Linked DNA regions of Homo sapiens: region 2 is linked to region 1. A link is a loop called in an ENCODE intact Hi-C map of the cell type or tissue named here. Cell type or tissue: PC-3. All regions are shown on one strand. Links, peaks and the distances in the headings refer to the core of each region. The heading gives the core; the rest is flanking DNA. Region 1 has its middle 6.0 kb from the start of CAPN9. Region 2 has its middle 11 kb from the start of COG2.

Region 1 (10,247 bases), core at 650-8,649:
CTGGCCAACATCATGAAACCCTGTCTCTACTAAAAATACAAAAAATTAGCCCGGTGTGGTGGCGGATGCTTGTAATCCCAGCTACTTGGGAGGCTGAGGCAGGAGAATCCCTTGAACCTGGGAGGTGGAGGTTGCAGTGAACTGAGGTCGTGCCACTGCCCTCTAGCCTGGGTGACAGAGAGAGACTCTGTCAAAAAAAAAAAAAAAAAAAAAAGAAAAAAGAGAGAGAGAGAGAAAGAAAAGAGAGAGAGAGAAGGAAAGAAGAAAAGAAATGATAAATACTGGAGGGGATAGATAGCCTAAATACCCCAACTCGATATCACACATTCTGCACATGTAACAAAATAGCACATGTACCCCATCAATACGTACAAATATTATGTATCAATAAAAATAAGTCAATAAAAGTATTAGTCACCACGTGAAAACTCTGATGTTCTAAGCACTTTATAATGATTTCTGTGTGATTCTCTAACTAGTCAAAGTTGAGGTTTGGAGACAAGGGGTCTTGAGTTAATGGGTACAGTTAAAAGGCCATGATGTGAATTTTTATATAAGCTCACAGTTCCCAGGAGTGTGCACTCAGTCTGACACACGTTCTGTCTAGTAGATCCTGCATATGGTTTTACAGGGGAGGTCTAGACATTAGAGTTGGGGATATTTGGGTTTTACTCTGCTATGGCCTGATTGCTTGTATTCCGCACCACCCCCCCGACCCCGCCAAAATTTGTATGTTGAACCCATACCCTGCAAGGTAATGGTATTAGAAAGTGGGGCCTCTAAGGGGTGATTAGGTCAGAAGAGTGGAGCCCTCATGAATGGGATTGGTGTCATTATGAAAGATTAGGTCACAGAGGGCCCCCTCCTCCCTTCCACCATGTGAGGACACAGGAACCAGAAAGTAGACCCTCACCAGGCATGGAATCTGCCAGTGCCTTGATCTTGGACTTCCAGCTTCCAGAACTGTGAGCAACACATTTCTGTTGTTTATAAGCCACCCTGTCTGTGCTGTTTTGTTATAGAAGCCTGAATGAACTAAGACAAATTCCCAGTTTTCCCTGGGGTGATCTTGGGCGAGTTATCCATGCTGTCTGTCCCTGCTTCCAAGCTGTGAATCAGGATAATCGGTGCTGCCTGCTAGAGGCATGGCGGGTTTGTGGAAGCAAAGCCACTTGCAAAGTCTGGCACATGGAGGGGATCAGGAGCTGCTGATTCCTCCCTTTCCCCTATCCTCTCTGCACCCCCTGCCACTCCCACAGATGCTGCTGAATTTCATGGTCTCCTTCTGAGCCTGACTTGCCTCAACTTGCAAGGCATCTCTTTTGTCTCTTTGTTTGCACAATGAAGGACTTTGGAACTGGGGTCCTCTGGCTGGGACCAGAGTGCAGTTCTGGCCAGTCCAAATGATTCTTGGCTAGAGATGATGGAGCTGCCCAGGAGTGTCCCATTGCCCACTGCCCTGGCAGACGGCTCTGTTTCGAAGTGATTAAGGAGGGCAACCTAGGGAGACAGGTGTGGCAATGTGAGGGCCATCCATTTCTGGTGACACCTCGGCAGGGAAATGATTACCAGCCCAGATCTCTGGGAGCATCCCCTTCAAATGCCCCAGCAACTGAGAAAGGACCTTGAAGTAAATTTCAGCACTGACCAGAACTGTAAAGGGTTTGCTCAGCACCAGACCCACTCCCAGCTTCAGGGATTTACGTTCTCATTCTCCTCCCGATACAAACACCTCTCCAGGCTGGGGTCTTGTCCTTCCACCTGGGACTTATCTATGTATTGGAAGAACCTGCCTTTTTCTTTAGAGTCTTAGTATAGTTGCTAGGTAATTGGAGAATTGCATCATCATTGTGAGTAAAACAAACATGCCTCAGAGTAGGAAACACACCAAAAAGGTTTAACAATCCTCCAGAACCACAGCTGGAATTCCTCCTGCCCCCTAACACTCTGGGACTCTGAGAATGTCTGCGGGAGGGAGTGCATTCTCAGGATTTACAGCCTCATCATTCTTCCTGCCCAATGTCTGCCCACAGAGCCCTGGGTCCATCTTTCCTGCAGAGCTCATGGCACCGGACTTCTCCATGACTTTGTCTTAGCGTCTAATCCTGCTCCCAGCTCAGCCCAGTGCAGGGCAGGAGCACGATGCACATTTGCTGAGTAAACATTGAACCAATGCCTCAAGAAAGCAGATGGCATTCTTGGGTGTCTTCATTTAGTTTTCCAAACCTTCACTTCTCAGGATGAACAATAGTTACAGAAACTGCAGCCATGCAATCTAAGGTCTACCAGGCCTTGCACACTTCCTCACCCACACTGGGAAATGCCCTGAGTGGCTCAGAGGGAAAGGGCTCTGAGCTTGGGCAGAGAATCATGTGCACTGTTTTTAATAAGCTCTGCCAGCTTGTCGCTAGCCTAGAGATGCAATCAGCTTTGAGCCAAGCGGGGGCCATGCATCATGTTAAGTGTATTTTCTTCTCTTTAGCAGAGCAATCTGCTGAAGTGATTTCTACATGAAATGAACCTGACCTGGCATCTGGGGCCTTCCTGGCCTCTCTTTTCTGTGCTGTTCTTTCTCTGTCTCCTCCACACTCAGGCCTGTGGCGAACTCCCTTTGTTTCTCTTCTTCTTGTTCATCTTGAAGGGCAGCAGGAGGTGAACATAGTGCCTGGGTGGCTCTGGGATGCCATGGGGCAAAACCCCAAGGACAAATGCTCAGAAGCTTCACATGGGTGCAGGGAGATGACCTCTAGGACCCCACCCGGTCCAGGCCTTACAGCAGGGCCTGGGTTTTGAGGGATATGCCAAACAGCCTGGATCCTGCAGAGGGATCTCAGCCCTATGATGGGCTGAGAGTGAGCCCACCCGGCTGCGACATTTGTAGCCCCTTGGCTTGCAGTGTGGAGGATGGGGTGGGCTGGCGAGGAGGGTGGAGAGTGGAGAGGCAGGGGACCTGCACAGGTGTCCAGGTGAGAGGGGCTGAGGCTAACTCCAGATGTAACCAGAGTGAAGGCAGGAAGGGACAGATTCTTCTAGAAGTACTGTCAGGGCGTTCTGCTGGGGTGCAAGGGTGGAGGTGTAAAGGTGGCGTCCTGCCTTCAGACTTGAGCAAATGGGTGATGGTGGTGACAGAAGGAGGAGAGGCAGACTTGGAAGAAAAGTTGAACACTTTGGGTATGTTAAGAGTAAGACGACTGCGTGCAATGGCTCACACCTGTAATCCCAGCACTTTGGGAGGCTGAGACAGATGGGTCACCTGAAGTCAGGAGTTCAAGACCAGCCTGGCCAACATGGTAAAACCTTGACTCTACTAAAAATACAAAAAATGAGTCAGGCGTGGTGGGGGTGCCTGTAATCCCAGCTACTTGGGAGGCTGAGGCAGGAGAATTGCTTGAACCCGGGAGTCAGAGGCTGCAGTGAGCCGAGATCGAGCCACGGCACTCCAGCCTGGGCGAGGAGCGAGACTCCATCTCAAAAAGAAAAAGTAAAACACCCCCCTACTTGCTGAAGGGAGTGTAAATTGGTGTCTCCTTTTTGGAGAACTATTTATGAATACCTCTCAGAGCTACCAATGCACCCACTCTGATCCAGCTGTTTCCCTTCTAGAAATTTATCTTTATCCTGATGATAGAGCCGCACCCCGAAAAGTGAAAGGTATACCAGCTTGCTCATTTCATGGTGGCATTGTTTACATTAAAAAAGGTTGGAAAGCACTTAGTGCCCTCTGTTGGGGGAATGGTAAAGAAAATTATGGTCCAGCTAATCATGAAGTGGAACAGTGTACAGCCATAAAACGGAACAAGGAAACTCTGCATACACTGATGTGGGAAGGTCCCTGGGATACAGTGTTCAACTGAAAAGTCAAAGTGGCCGGGTGCAGTGGCTCACGCCTGTAATCCCAGCACTTTGGGAGGCTAAGGCAGGCGGATCATGAGGTCAGGAGTTCAAGACCAGCCTTGCCAACATAGTGAAACCCTGTCTCTATTAGAAATACAGAAAATTAGCCAGGCATAGTGGTGGGCACCTGTAATCCCAGCTACTTGGGAGGCAGAGGTAGGAGAATTGCTTGAACCCGGGAGGTGGAGGTTGCAGTGAGCCGAGATGGTGCTACTGCACTCCAGCCTGGGTGACAGTGCGAGACTCTGTCTCAAAAAGAAAAAGAAAAAAGAAAATTCAAAGTGCAGAATGGCATGTAGAGTATGCCAGCATTTGTGGAGAAAGAAGGCAAAAAATATTTATTTATATCTGCATAAAAATTTCTCGGAAACTACACAAAGATCTACTCATAATAGTGGTTCTGTTTTCTGGGGGTAGGTGGAGTAGATGGGGGTAGAGGAATGTGGGGAGACTTTTCTATATGCCTTTTATATTTTTTTAGCTTTAACCCTATAGATTTACCTGGTTGAATTTTTTAAAATTTTATTTTAGAGTCGGAGTCTTGCTCTGTCACTCAGGCTGGAGTGCAGTGACATGATCATAGCTCACTGAAGGCTTGAACTCCTGGGCTCAAGAGATCCTCCTACCTCAGCCTCCCCAGTGGCTGGGACTACAGGTGTACACCACAACACTAGCCTTAACTGTTGTCGACTTTTAAAAGCCTAGTTTGAAACTTAAAGCCCACAATGATGTTTTGGCCTAGGTGGGCTCTGCCTTCCCTCCCCCGTGTATCTCTCCTCGCAAGATGTCTGTACATTTGCAAAGGAGCTTATCTGTCCTGAGGGCCACCCCCATTTCCTAGAAGATGAGAACTAGATCTTCACCCAGACCTTGCTTCCCTATCCATCCCCTCCCAAGGTCATTGGTAAGCCTGACATCAGGTGAGGGTCTCCCTTTCTTCATCCAGGGACTTGTCCATCCCTGGAACACTCCTAGTTTCACCCCTGTCCTAGTGGGCACTCATTCATGAACCATAACAAATCTTTTCTTCAGTGGGAATGAGCCGTGCTCAGGCATCACACCATAGGGTAAGAGCCATCTCCTGAAAGGCAACAGAGCACCCAGCCCAAATCTCCCCCACACTCGCTGCTCCACAGGGTGATGCCAGTCTTTGGCCTCAGCTGTCTGACTCAAGAGATCCCAGCTTGTAGGCGCATAGGCTCGTGGACGACCTGGTGGTTCCCCTGGTTTCCCAGGGCTGCACAAGCTGCCTATAGCTTCTCTCAGCTCTGGCCTTGCTTTCTGGCTTGATTGTGGAATATAGTTTCCTCCAAGGCCTAATCTCCCTAAGTAAGCTCTAGATCACTGCCCCTATGGCCTAAGGTGACACCGTTGAAATTGTACTTCCGTCCCTGAGAAGTAGTTTCACTCCTTAAACATTCATTGTTGAAGAATGATAAATATACCTGTCTGCCTTCTGCTAACTCTCTGGGATTTCTTTCCCTGGAGTTTGACCTCAGCCCAAGACGATTTCCTTTCTCCTTCTCATCTAGGAGCTGGAGGTTGATGCTATGCACAGATCTTAGGATGACTTGAATCACAGGTGCAGCAGGATAGGAATTTACTCTCCGCAGTTTAGGGCCCAAAAAAATCCTAATTTTTGAGACAGAGTCTCCTCTGTTGCCAGGCTAGAGTGCAGTGGTGCGATCTTGGCTCACCGTAACCCACCTCCCGGGTTCAAGCTATTCTCCTGCCTCAGCCTCCCAAGTAGCTAGGACTACAGGCGTGTGCCACCACATCCAGCTAATTTTTGTATTTTTAGTAGAGATGGGGTTTCACCATGTTGGCCAGGATGGTCTTGATCTCTTGACCTCATGATCCACTCACCTCAGCCTCCCAAAGTGCTGGGATTACAGGCGTGAGCCACCGCATCTGGCCAAAAATCCTAATTAAAAAAAATATTATCTCTTCTTGCCCTCTGGAGTCCCCAGTTACCACCTCGCACCAAAACTTGTATTTAGATTTTGTTGTGTGACACTCTTATTCATTTTAAAATGGTCTCTCTTACTCTATCTCTCTTCTTCTGTCTCTGTAAACTAGCAGTTACTTCAAAGTTCAAATATCCTGTAAGGTTTGTCAGAGGTGTTTGAGCCAGAATGTCTCCAACTTGAATAGGGGTTGGGTAAAATAAGGCTGAGACCTCCTGGCTGCTTTCCCAGGAGGTTAGGCGTTCTTAGTCACAGGATGACATAGGAGGTCGGCAGGTCACAAAGATACAGGTCACAAAGAACCCACTGATAAATAAAACAAGATGCAGTAAAGAAGCTGCCAAAACCCACTAAAACCAAGATGGCGATGAAAGTGACCTCTGTTCGTCCTCACTGCTCATTATACACTAATTATAATACATTAGCATACTAAAAGACACTCCCACCTGCATCATGACAGTTTACAAATGCCATGGCAATGTCAGGAAGTCATCCTCTATAGTCTAAAAAGGAGAGGAAGCCTTGTTTCAGGGAAGCCTCTGCCCCTTTCCTGGTAAACTCATGAATAATCCACCCTTTGTTTAGCATATGACCAAGAAATAACCCTAAGTATACTCAGTTGAGCAGCCCATACTGCTGCTCTACCTACGGAGTGGCCATTCTTTCTTTACGTCTTTATAAACTTGCTTTCGATCTATAGACTCGTCCTGAATTCTTTCTTGCGTGAGGTCCAAGAACCCTCTCCTGGGGTCTGGATCAGGACCCCTTTCCAGTAACAGGTCCACTTTTCCCCAAATAAGTGATCTTCCTCCTCCTTCCTCCTTCTGATAGTGGCATCTAGGTCAGGGTGAATCTTACCAAACCTGCCACTGGAGCAGGGACCTCTGGCTCTCTGGGATCTTCTTGGTTGAGGTGTCTCTGGGAACCAGCTTCTTTCCTTACGGTATTTGCTGTGGAGGGGTCACAGCTAGCATAACTTGTGTTTCATTTTCCTATCGGGGGCAATGCACCGTAATTACCCCGGAAGCTCAGCCTGGCTCCAACATTTCCCGTTAATGATGAGCCCTCCACCTGGTTTCTCTGTGCTTGCCGAACCTCAGAAACTCATTTGCTCTTCTCAGTGGTCCCCAGCTTTGGGCTCTCAGCTCTGCAGACTCTGCCACACCATCTCATGCCCTGCTCAGGGCAACACCCTGGTGGACAAGGTGACTCTTAATTCCCAGCCACCCCCCGCCCCATAGTGGAAATTGTGATTGGACATTTATTATTATTATTTTATTTTAGAGACACTGCTGGAGTGCAGTGGCATGATCATAGCTCACTGTGGCTTCCAACTCCTGGGCTCCAGCCATCCTTCTGCCTCAGCCTCCTGAGCAGCTGGGACTATAGTCATACCCAGCTAATTAAAAAAAAAAAAAAACCTGTAGAGGAGGGAGTCTCAGTATGTTGCCCACACTGGTCTTGAACTCCTAGCTTCAAATGATTCTCCTGCCTTGGCCTCCCAAAGTGCTGGGGTTACAGATGTGAGCCACTGCACCTGGCCTTATTATGTTTAATTGGAGGGAACATTGATAAAGTCTGTTACATAGTAGCAAGAGTATCCCTAACATGCCTTACCACTGAGAAATAAGATTCTTTGCTGCTGGAGGTGTGTGAAGTTTTTCTATAGCAGAAGGAGATGTAATTTTTTTAAAAGTCCTTTGACTACAGAGATTTTTATATTGTCTGTGTACAATATTACTGGGTTTATTAAAATAATTTAATTTAAAATATCTCATTTGATTTATCACCTACATCTACAGTTGTGTATTTAGTTATGGGACATACATCTAATTGAATTCCCATCTTTTTGTGGTAAAGGTTTATTTTCAGCATCTCTTTATGCATCTCATCCTTTCCCACTCTCCATTTTCTCTTTTTAATGCACCATTTTCTGATTCTTATAAATGACGTATCCTCCCCCTTTGGCAAGGTAGCATTAGCCAGCAAGCATACCTAATATTTGTGTGGATGGAAGGCTCAGGAAGAGAACTATTTGTCTCTTTCGAGCTTATGGCTTTCACAAAGTGTCATAGCAATTTTTATGACTCAACTTTCAAAAGAGATTTATTAGCTTGGGTCTCTAGGAAAAAATAATTTATAAGGCCACTGACAATCATAGCTGTGAAGACATAAAGTAACATGATAAGCACTTATTTTTATAGCACTTTTTACATATGAGACTACCATGGTATGAAGTTCAATTATGATGACTGATTTATAAACATCATTTCTTGTTTAACGTGGGTAATTTTTAAAAGTATGAACTGGTGAGAATGTCAAATGGTGCAGCCAATTTGGAAAAGTGTGACAGGTCCTCAAACAACTAGACATAGAGTTACTGTAGGAGCCAGCAGTTTCACTCCTGGGTATCTGTCAAGAGAACTGAAAACAGATGTCCACACAAAACTTATTCATGAATGCTTACAACAGCCTTATTCATAACAGCCAGAAGGTGCAAGCAACTAATTGTCCATCAGCTGATGAATGGATAAATAATGTGTGGTATATCCACGTAGTGGAACATTATTCAGCCATAAAAAGGAATGAAGTACTAATGCTACACCTTGGATGAACCTTGAAAACATTACGCTAACTGAAAGAAGCAAGTCACAAAGGACAACAGACTATGGAAATCTATGGAGACAGGAAGTCATTAGTGGTTGCTTAGGGCTGGGGATGGGGTGAAGTGGGAGGGGTGGGGGTGATGGCTAAAGGCTTTCTTTTTGAGATGATGAAATCTTCTAAAATTGACTGTGGTGGTGGTTGCACAACTCTAAATATGCTAAAAATCATTGAATTGTACACTTTAAATAGGTGAATTGTATGTACAGTATCTGAATTACATCTCAAAGCTATCTTAAAAAGATAAATAAGCTCTGTGCCTCATTTTGCCTCCTACAGTGTTTCGTAAAGTTGTAGTACTAAAAGGGAGATTTGATAGCAATAATGATAATAATAATAAACAGGCTGGGCGCAGTGGCTCAAGCCTGTAATCTCAGCACTTTGGGAGGCTGAGGCAGGTGGATCACCTCAGGTCAGGAGTTCAAGACCAGCCTGGCCAACATGGTAAAACCCCATCTCTACTAAAAATACAAAAATTAGCCAGGTGTGGTGGTGGGCACCTGTATTCTCAGCTACTCAGGAAGCTGGGGCCAGGGAATCGCTTGAACCTGGGAGGCAGAGGTTGCAGTGAGCTGAGATCACATCATGGCACTCCAGTCTTGGTGACAAAAGTGAAACTCCATCTCAAAATAATAATAATAATAATAAACAATTTCTAAGTATTATTCTTAGTAGTCACCTACGCATGGCACTTTGTGCAGATGACTCCTGCATGTGTCAGGGTTTTTCTTGCGGGCAATGCAGTCTGATCAGTATAAACTAGGCAGAGAGGTATTTGATGAAGGGTTTGGGGAACTCAGAAAATGGACTGGGAAGCTAAGAACCAGGCATGGAAATGAGCAAGAACTAGGGGAGATTGGGGAGCAGGAGCAGAAATGGTCTTGCACCAGGGTCAGAAATGCCTGTGGTTGAAAGTCAGCTGTCTTCAGCGTTCAAACCTCTGTGCTCCAGATTCCAGCTCCAGGGTGGTTGGCTTAGTGGGTACCTGCCTCTCAGCCCAAGGAGAACAGAGCTTTCGATTCACAGAGCTTCCGATTCACAGAATTTCCAGCCTCCACTCAAGAACAACAGGGATCCAGGTGCTGAAAAGGGATAGATGCCTCCCACAGACTCCAGGGAAGCATTCAGTTGTGACCACCTCTACCCTTTTAAGGGATCGAAGCCCAGCCTAGCAGGAAACTGAGCTTTGGGGCTTTGAAATTTTGCCCCAAAGTGCTGCTAGAAGAATTGGATTAGATAGGATACCACCATGTCACTGACTACTTAGGGGGAAAAGAAAGCTGAGGTAGTGAAAACATTTAATGAAATCCTGAACACCCAGAGTAACCTATTTCTTCCTTGCTCCGTTCCCATTTATATCTGAGAACTGTGTTCATGCCCCAGATGTTGCAAGAATACTGCGGAAACAAAAGTGTTCGAAATAATTCTTTTTTTTCGAGATGGAGTCTCGCTCTGTCACCCAGGCTGGAGTGCAGTGGAGTGATCTCAACTCACTGCAAGCTCTGCCTCCTGGGTTCACGCCATTCTCCTGCCTCAGCCTCCTGAGTAGCTGGGACTACAGGTGCCCGCCACCATGCCCGGCTTTTTGTATTTTTAGTAGAGATGGGGTTTCACCGTGTTAGCCAGGATGGTCTCAATCTCCCGACCTCATGATCTGCCCACCTCAGCCTCCCAAAGTGCTGGGATTACAGGTGTGAGCCACCGCGCCCAGCTGAAATAATT
Region 2 (10,247 bases), core at 779-8,778, 110 kb after region 1:
TGAGCACTGGTAATTCAGTAATGAACAATACAGAAAAGTCCCTCTCATCATGGAATTTCCATTGTAATGGAACAGATGCACGATAAACTAATAAAAACTAAAAGTTCACTAAAGATAAAGCCGAGTTAGTGAGAAGAGCGGTGAGAGACTGTCATAGGGGAGCAAGTATCCCCACTGTCACACAGTCAGTTCCCTCCTCGGGTGCTTGGGACTCATTCTCTCCAGCCCTTTCCAGGACTCCACTCTGGGAGGTAACTCAATGCCTCCTTTCTTTTCTTTTTGCTTTTTCTTTTCTTTTTTTTTTTTTTTCTTTCTTTTTTTTTTTTTTTTTTTTTTGAGACAGAGTCTCACTCTGTAGCCCAGGCTGGAGTGCAGTGGCAGGATCTCTGCTCACTGCAGCCTCCACCTCCCGGGTACCCATTCAAGCAATTCTCCTCCCTCAGCCTCCCGAGTAGCTGAGATTACAGGCATGCGCCACCATGCCCAACTAATTTTTGTATTTTTAGTAGAGATGGGTTTCACCATATTGACCAGGCTGGTTTTCAACTCCTGGCCTCAAGTGATCCACCCTTGTCAGCCTCCCAAAGTGCTGGGATTACAGGCGTGAGCCACTGCGCCTGGCCTCAATGCCTACTTTCTCATGGACCACTCCTGTCAGCAACCTCTGAGTTTCCTGCCCTGCCGTCATTCACAGTATAGCTTGTAAAATACTTCTTTATACCCTGGTTGCCCAACTTGGTTACCATTCCCCTGGGGATACCTGAAAACTCTCTATACAATCTTGTGCACAGATCATTATAAGAGAGTCCCTTTCCAGGTCTTCTCCTTCCATATACACTCTGTAGTAGAACTGATATGCCCAAGAATGCATCAGATATCATTAGTGATAAATCTAACTTCCTTTTATTTATGATTCATGGATCAGGGCAGCCACCATCCTACAAAATAGAACAAGAAGGCCAGATGCGGTGGCTCACGCCTATAATCCCAGCACTTTGGGAGGCCAAGGTGGGCGGATCACCTGAGGTCAGGAGTTCATGACCAGCCTGGCCAACATGGTGAAACCCCGTCTCTACTAAAAATACAAAAATTAGCCAGGTGTGGTGGCGGGCACCTGTAATCCCAGCTACTCGGGAGGCTGAGGCAGGAGAACCACTTGAACCTGGGAGGCGGAGGTTGCAGTGAGCAGAGATTGTGCCACTGCGCTCCAGCCTGGGCGACAGAGTGAGACTCAGTCTCAAAAAAAAAAAAAAAAAAAAAAATAGAACAAGAGGTCCCACTGGGAAATTGCAGAACGGGGGTGGTTTGTAAGGTGAGAACAAGGAAACGGAACAATAGTAAAAAAGAAGCTGATTGGTTAACATCAGGTTACTTCAGGAGGTGACTTGTAGGGGTTAAAGCAGGGGAAACGTCCGTATGATGCTGACACAAGTGGACTGGAATCTCCTGTTTTCAGGAAAAAACTGGTCTGTTTGGAGATCTATCTCCTTCCTTAAAGTTTCAGTTTGATTAAATGGCAGTCAGTACGAGTGACTCCATTTTAGTTTAGTCTGGTCCATTGAGGCCTAGCGCAGGACCTCAGCCCCAAAAAACTGGTCTCCCTTAATTTTTTAACAGAAACATCAACACTTAGGACTTCCTTTCTTTCTTGTTAAGAGCAAAGGGTATCATTAGAAACAGAGTCTTTGGGTTACTGTTAGCATGCTCTGAAATCAGAAAAGCAGAATCCCTTTGGGTTAGTGACATTGATTCTTTTAAATTAAACTAAATTGGTTTGAGGGACTACCAAAAGTGTCCAGATACAATGGGGGTAGAAACACAAATCAGCATTTTAACAGGGGTTTTTCAGATTCAGTATGGTTAAGTAAAGAGAATAACTGAAAGCTAGCATTTAAAAAACAGTAAATTGTATCAGGCAAGTTTTATTCCAATCAAGTCAATCTTTTCCTATGTTATATTTTTAAAATACTAAATATTTTCAGCCTATAAATAATTTTAAAAAATATAGACTTATGATGAACTATTTCAGGTGTCAACTTAAAAATGTTCAAGATGGTATATAAATTCTATCAGGAGGTGTGTGAGCAAAGACGTCTACTCCTAGCAACCTGTGCTCGGGGTCTCCCGGTTCTCACTTCCTGTTCTTTTCTTAGTTTATCATAGTCACGTAGGTGTTCTCCCTGCTATTCTGGACCTATATCCTAAATCTCCCTTAAGGATTACCCTTTCCTATCTGACCTCCACATTTCAGATTCCCCAGAGCTTGATTCTGAGTCTCCTTCTATAGCAACGTGCTTTCTAGACCAGGATTTGTCAACCTTGGCACAACTGACATTTTGGGCTATATTATTCTTTGTTGTGTATTGTAGGATATTTGGCAGTATCCCTGGCCTCTACACACTAGTTGCCAGTAGCACTCCCTGCCTGAATTGTGACAATAAAAAATGCCTCCAGACATTGCCCAGTGTGCCCTGGAAGCAAGATCGCCACCTCCTATGTACCCTCATCTCTCAGTTTCAGAACCACTGTTCTCAATGATTCTAGACAGTATCATTGGTTTAAGTACTTTCTGTAAATGGAACGCTCTGAAGTTCTAATCCTGACCTGTTTATTGAGCTCAGACTCATATCCAACTGCCTATGGAATTTCTCTGTGGGGATATGTTAAGAGACACCAGGTTTTTAACATAACTTTAACTGGTTCCCTCCTCTACCTGTTCCTCTCCTGGTTTTCTCCCATTTTAGTAAAAGGCATTGCCTCCTACCCAGTGGCTAGGGCTTCCACCTTTGGGATGACTTCTCCCTTCCCCTATTCCCGTCTGTCAGCAAGTCCTATTGATGTTACCTCCAAAACAGAATGCAGACTTGATTGCTGTTCCCATATGAATCCAAATCCTGACGTGTGTGTGTGTGTGTCTGTGTGTGTGTGTTTTAACCTCAGTTACTGCCATCAGGCTTTCAGTCCCGCTACTCTAGGGAGACAGCTGTTTTTCAAGGTCATTTCAAGGTCACTCATAATCACCACTTTGCCAAATCCCATAAGTCATTCTCAGACCTCAGATTACTCAACCTGTCAGTCCCAATTGACACAGTAGTCCCTCTGTTTTTCTCAAAATGTTTCATTTTATTCACTTAGCTTCTGACTCTGCCTTTGTTTTCTGCCAGTCTTTGTTGGCTTGTCCTGACCTCAACTTTTCAGCACCAATGTGCTCCTGAACTCAGACCTGTTTTTGCTTAACTCAGAATCTCCCTCAAGGCAAAAATGAAGGCATGACTGGGCTATGTTCTCATCTGCAGGTTCAGCTGGGGAAGAATCTATTTCCAAACTCATTTAGATTTTTGGCAGAATTCATTTTCTTGCACCCATATGTCTGAGGGCCCCAGCCTCTTTTTGGCTATCTGTTGGAGTCTGCCCTCTGCTCCTAGAGGTCTCCTGCAGTTCCCTGCCATGAGACCTCTCCACAGTGGTTGTCAAGAAGCCCTTTGCTTCTTCAAAGTCAGCAGGAAAGCCTCTGATTCCAGTCAGCAAAAAAACAGACTTATGTAACATGGTGTACTTGTAGGAGGGACAACCCCTTACCTCACCATATTCTACTAGTTAGAAGCAAGTCTACGTCCTGTCTACTTTCAAAGGACATAACATAGGTCAGATATCAGATGGCCATCTTAAAATGCTGCCTAACACACCTTCCCTATCTCTACTCCCTGCACAGACAAGCTCTCCCAGCCTCAAGGCTTTAAGTAACACCTCTGTTCTAATGACTGTCACATTTCTGTCTCTAGCCTGGACCTCATTCCTGAACTCCTGACTTGTATATCCAACTGCCTACTTGTCACCTCCATGTGGATTTAACAGGCATCTCAAATTCAACACATCCAAAACCAGACTCCTGATTTCCTCTAACTTGCTCCTCCTGTAGTCTTTCCCATCTTGGTAAGCAGCAGCTTTATTGTTCCAGTGCCTCAGGCCAAAAATCTTAAAATCTTCCTAATCCTTATCTTGTTCACAGGATCCACGCATAATGCATCAACAAATTCTGTGTGTTTTGCCTTCAAAACACATACAGAATCTCACCACTTCTCCCCACCTGCCCATCTACTGCTCTAGTGCATGCCACTGTCATCGGTCATCTAGATCAGTGGTTCTCACCTGGGGAAGGTTTTGTCCACTCTTCTCCCCATGGGTTTTGGCAATGTCTGGAGACATCTTTGGTGGCACTACTGAGGGAAGGGTCACTACTGGCATCTAGTGGTTAAAGGCCAGGAGTGCTGCCAAACATCATACAACACACAGGGCAGCCTCTACAACAAAGAATTATCTGGCCTTAAATGTCAATGGTGCAGAGGCTGTGAAACCTGATCTAGATGAACGCAAGTAGCCTCTGAACTGTCTCCTTGCCTCTACCCTTGCTCATCCTCCTGCGAGTCTATACTCCACAAAGCAGCCTGAGGGATTCTTTTCAAATCTAAGCCAAGGCAGGCCTCTTCTCTGTTTGAAACCATACAATGGCTTCTCATTGGTCACAGAGGTAAGGGTCAATCCTAACAAAGGCCTTTGAGGACTTACGTGATCAGGACCCCACTACCTCTCTTCCCTGTCTCCTACCATTTCCCCTCTTGCTCCATTCCTATTGATCCCCATGCCTTTCTTCAAACACAATAGGCACGCTCCCATGTTCAGTTTGCTGTTTACTTTGTTTGGAATGCTTTTCTGCAGATATTACTGCTGCTCACACTTTTATTTTCTCCAGGTCTTTGCTCAAATAAGATAAACTTCCCTGACACAGCCTAATAAAATAGCAACCTGCTCCTGTAAACCTCCACCTGCCATGCCCCATACCCTGCTTTACCTTTTTTCCTAAAACTTATCAACTCCTAAGATAGATAGACTGATAGACAGAGAGATGAACAGATATATAGATGAATAGATAGATAGATGATAGATGGGTAGACGGATGGATACACAGATGATAGAGATAGATAGGTAGATGAATAGGTGCATAGATGGGTAGATGGTAGAGATAGATAAATAGATGATAGAGATAGGTAAGTAGGCAGATAGAAGACACATTAGATAGATATAAATGGATAGATGAAAGAGATGGATAGATATAGGTAGATGGTTGGATAGACAGATGATAGAGATGATAGGTAGATAGATAGATAGATAGATAGATAGATAGATAGATAGATACATAGATAGATAGATAATTTGTCTGCTTATAGTCTGACTGCCCCACTAAAATGGAAGCTCCATGGAGCCAAAAACTGTATCCTTCTTATTAACTATTCCATCTCTGGGGTCTAGTATGGTACCTGGCACATAGTAGGTGTTCCATAAATATTGAAGAATGACTAGTTTCCTTGTTTGTACTTTTGCCTTCATTCTAGCCATTCTCCACACAGCAGTCAAAGGATATTCTTAAAATGCGAGAGGAATGCTATCACTCCCCTTCACCCACCCTTCCAAACCCTTGAATTGCTTTTTATTGCTACTGGGTTTTTTTTTTGAGATGAAGTCTCGCTCTGTCACGCAGGCTGAAGTGCAGTGGCGCAATTTCGGCTCACTGTAACCTCCACCTCCCGGGTTCAGGTGATTCCCCTGCCTCAGCCCCCCGAGTAGCTGGGATTACAAGTGCACACCACCACACCCGGCTAATTTTTGTATTTTTAGTAGAGACAGGATTTCACCATGTTGGCCAGGCTGGTTTCGAACTCCTGACCTCAAGTGATCCTCCTGCTTTGGCCTCCCAAAATGCTCGGATTAGAGGTGTGAGCCACTGTGCCCTGCTTACTGCTCTTAAACTCCATTTGATTATTTACAAACCAAGCCAGATTAAGATTTTTGTCTTTAATCACTGAAAAGATTATGGTATCATCACCACTAGAGACAATTTTCTAAAGATGATAATGTTAAATCCTAAAATAAGTGTATTAGAAGCCTAACGATTTCAGATTTTACCAAAATCTCATTAATCATCCCGCCTCTGTATCTATCTAATCTTTTCCAACTGCCCAGTTTTCCCTTCTGTTTTGGGCCTTCACCATATTCTGCCAGAATTACTACAAAAGCTTTCCAATTTGTCTCTTCCCACCTCCAGCCAGATGTCTCCTTCCCTTCTCTCTCCACACCAATTCATTCTCCATATTAGCTCCAAAATGATCATTCTAAAATATATATCCCATTACATCCTTCTCCTACTTAAAATTCCTCAGGATCTCTAAATTTCCTTAGTGAAGGATTTTTTTAAGACCCATTAGTTGCAAATGGCAGCAATTCAAAGCAAACTGGATTGAACAAAAGGGAAAAAAATACAAAGCAAAACTTTAAAAAAGGGATTCTCATGTTCACATAGAAAAGGATTCTGTGGTAGTTCATAGTATTCAAAGAAAAGCAGAAACACTAGAATTTCAGGATCAAGAAATCGGGAGTTAAAATCAGTGGAATATTTTTTTTCTCACTGTCAGTGTCTCATGTCTACTTGTCTCCATTGGAGTGCTTTCTTCTTTAGTCAGCGTCTTTCCAAGTGTCAGGGAAGACCACCACTGCCAGCTCTGGAATCACATCCACCAAAGCCAGTCACTTCTGTAGAAAAACAGCATCTTTCCCACCATTTCTATATCAATCCCAGGGAACATTCTGATTCGTCAAATTTGGTCAGGTGGACCAATCAGATGTCCCCAACCAGACAGCATAAAGTGTGGGAGAAATATCCCACAGATATTAGCAGGCTGTCTGCAGGAGAAGGAAGATGAGAAAGCATAGTGGTCAGGCACAACTCAGTAGCTGATGTTTTCTGCAGATTATTAAACATGGCACATAAAGACCTTCCAGATCTGGTGCCTGCCAACCTCTTCAACTCCACCTTAACCCACATCTTCCTCACTTTCTGTGCTCCAGCCACAGTCAGCTACTTGAATTCTTGGGTGGCTTCTGCCTTCTTTTATCTCCAGCACATACTGTTCTCTGTACCTAAAACACCATTTGCTGCCTCATTATACAAAGATGATACTTCCACATTCTTCAGACCTTATCTCATACATTACCTCCTTCAGGAAGTCTTTGTTTTAACATGTGGATTTTATTATTATTCAAGTATAATGAGGCCAGCAGATCAGGAGATAATTATCCTTGAAAAGATCATTTATTACAGTTCCCAAGAGGAGGGGGCATACCATATCACAAAGGGCCACATGGGGAAGCACCAGGGTTGGTCAGGAGATCCAGGGAGAGAGCTTTTGTGGTGGTTTTGTGGGAAGGAATGGGTGAGACAGGGAAGCAGCTCTAGGATGGTCTAGTCTGAATAATTTCAACAGGCTCTGGGGCACAGAGGTCATCTGTAATTGTCTTGCACCTGGCCATGAGGTGATTAGGATAGGAGAATAGTGGCCCTACATATGGGAGCCCAATAAGAAAGGGGGTTGTGGGGTGTGGGCTCTGGATTGGTTGGTTTTCATATGAAAGGCACACTCTGTGGCAAGTCATTTAATATCTCTAGGAATTAAACAGTCCTGGAGGGGCAGTCCCTCCAGGGTCAGCAAGGCCGCAGATATAAAAGCAACAGAATACAGAAAATAAGTGGCAGGGTTAATACAATCTTTCCTAGCATTTTTTCAGCATCTTCTCCTAAATCAGGTTTAGGCATCTCTTTTTTATGATTCCAGAATACCCCTTGCACACTGCTGTGGTTACAATGGCAGCAGTACCGGCAAGGATATCTTAACCAACAGCCCAGCAATCTTTGACCTTCAAACTACATCTGGGGAAGTGGGTAAGAATTTGAAATCATTTTGCTGGGAGTGGGGGCTCACTCACCCACGTAACCTCAACACTTTGGGAGGCTGAGGCAGGAGGATTGCTTCAGCTCATGAGTTTGAGACCAGCTTGGGCAACATACAGAGACTTGTCTCTACAAAAAATTTTAAAAACTTAGGCAGGCATGGTGGCATGTGCCCGTAGTCCCAGCTACTCGGGAGGCTGAGATGGGAGGATTGCTTGAGCCCAGGAGGTTGAGATTACAGTGAGCCATAATCACAACCCTGCACCCTGCACTCCAGCCTGTGCGACAGACCCTGTCTCTAGTAAAAACAACACAATTAAACAAAATATTTAAGCCATTTAATTTCGATTTAATGGATATGTGACCTCATTTTTATTCCATAGTTTTTGAGACTGCACATGTAGTTTTCATTTAAATGCCTATAAAATATTTATTCATTTTCTTTCTGCTAAAATGATGCAAACAATACTCTTAGGTGTATTATACACTGAATTTTGACACTTTAAAGAATACCACTACATTAACTTATGCAGCCATGATTAATTTATCTTTGTGCAGACTATTGAATAAAATTGTTCTCGTCATTATTGTGCATATAGTTGATCTTCCAAATATGTAATTGGAACTTGAAAAATTGAAACTCTCAACTGCTCTTTTAAGAAATTCATGCCTGTGTATATTCAAGCATATAAAACTGAAATGCGTGAATACACAACTATACCTCTCACTGCTGACTATATAGTGCCTTATTGTCTTTATAAGTCACCTGCATGTGAATTAGGAAAAGAAACTCCTTCTTCTGGGCAGATGCAGCTCTGTGTTGGGTGCATGACTTGGGGGCAGAGCGTGGCATGGCTTTTGGCTCCCCTTGCTGCCTGGTCAAAAATGCCTTGGTCTGTACTAACCTACAAGACCTTAGACAAAGGTGTTAAATGCACACTAGCTTTGCTCAAATGGGCAAGTCTCAACTTGTCTTCCTCCCTGAGATCCTCATGCTCTCCATAGGACAGGATAGCCAGCCATGTAACAGCACATGATGGTGTAAAATTATACATCGTGGTGTAAATTTGTGTACTCCTTATAAAATGTTTATGTTTGCATTTAGGAGTGTAAGCATGTATTAGACATTCTTAGTGATTCAACTTTGAAGCAAAGATTTTCTGTCACCTTTTCTTCAATTTAGATTAAAGAATGAATACCTTGAGATTTCAAGGCAAAATATTATGAGTCAGTTTTTATTTGTAATTATTTACCTTTGTAATCAAAATTTTCTCAAGGAACAAAATATAAATGAATACAACATAAAACATAGATATAATTTGGATGCTGACTCTCTAATTGTCAAATACAACTCCTCATTCCAAGTTTTTTTGTATCACCTTGTGATTCCTATTCATTGATTAAAAATTAAGTAAATATTATAAATTTTCAGTTACAAATTTATACTAATGAAATATACTTTAATCAATTTTACATGTGATGGATCTTGGATTTTTTTCCCATTTTTAAAAATAGAATTTATTTTTTAGAGCAGTTTTAGGTTCACAGTGAAATTGAGTGGAAGAAACAGAGACTTCCTACATACCCTTCCCCACTCCCCCACCATGCACAACCTCCCCAACGGTCAACATCTCCAACCTGAGGGTACATTTGTTACAATTCATGAATCTCCATTGGCACTTGAGGGAAAGCAGGTATAAATGAAAGACTTTGGCTGGGCGCAGTGGTTCACACCTGTAATCCCAGCACTTTGGGAGACCGAGGCAGGCGGATGACCTGAGGTCAGGAGTTCGCAACCAGCCTGGACAACATGGTGGAACCCTGTCTCTACTAAAATACAAAAAAGTAGCCAGGCTTGGTGGTGTGTGCCTGTAGTTCCAGCTACTTGGGAGGCTGAGGCAGCAGAATTGCTTGAACCTGAGAGGCAGAGGTTGCAGTGAGCCGAGATACCGCCACTGCACTCCAAGCTGGGTGACAGAGTAAGACTCCGTCTTGGGAAAAAGAAAAAAAAAAAAAAGACTTTCGGGATAGTTTCAAGTATTCTAGAAGGAATTCACTCACTCAAAGACTCTGGTTTCCAGAGTTCTTGCTGTGCCTCCCAGGTTTTAAAAGGTCAGGCTGCGCATGGTGGCTCACGTCTCAGCACTTTGGGAGGCCGAGGTGGGTGGATTGCTCGAGCCCAGGAGTTCAAGACCAGCCTGGGAAACATGGTGAAACCCCATCTCTACGAAAAAAAAAAAATAATAATAATAATAATAATAGAAAAATTAGCAGGGCTATTTTTTTTTTTTTGAGTGGCTGTAGTTCCAGCTACTCAAGGTTTGGGGTGAGAGAATCACTTGAGCCCAGGAGGTAGAGGTAGCAGTGAGCTGAGATTGCAGGACTGCACTCCAGCCTGGGTAACAGAGCGAGACATTGTCTCAAAAATAAATAAATAAATAAATAAATAAATAAATAAATAAATAAA

The links. A loop is a pair of places that touch in the nucleus more often than their neighbours do. Peaks named below come from ENCODE experiments on the same cell type or tissue, not always from the same donor. Only the 100,000 strongest peaks of a DNase experiment are listed, where the experiment ranks them.
Region 2: it touches region 1 in a loop (10-fold over the local background); 8 of 110 quality-filtered maps call a loop at or near these places.

What each region holds. Positions count from the first base shown.
Region 1 is chr1:230,736,233-230,746,479 of GRCh38, reverse strand. It overlaps a transcript of AGT not described here. Among named protein-coding and RNA genes, the nearest start is that of CAPN9, 6.0 kb to the left of the region's middle. In PC-3, for the core only: a CTCF peak has its summit at 3,709 (motif pointing left); DNase peaks (open chromatin) are centred at 1,909 and 3,739.
Region 2 is chr1:230,626,467-230,636,713 of GRCh38, reverse strand. No RefSeq gene overlaps it. Among named protein-coding and RNA genes, the nearest start is that of COG2, 11 kb to the left of the region's middle. In PC-3, for the core only: CTCF peaks have their summits at 4,040 and 4,243 (motif pointing left); a DNase peak (open chromatin) is centred at 4,243; H3K27me3 peaks cover 3,328 bases.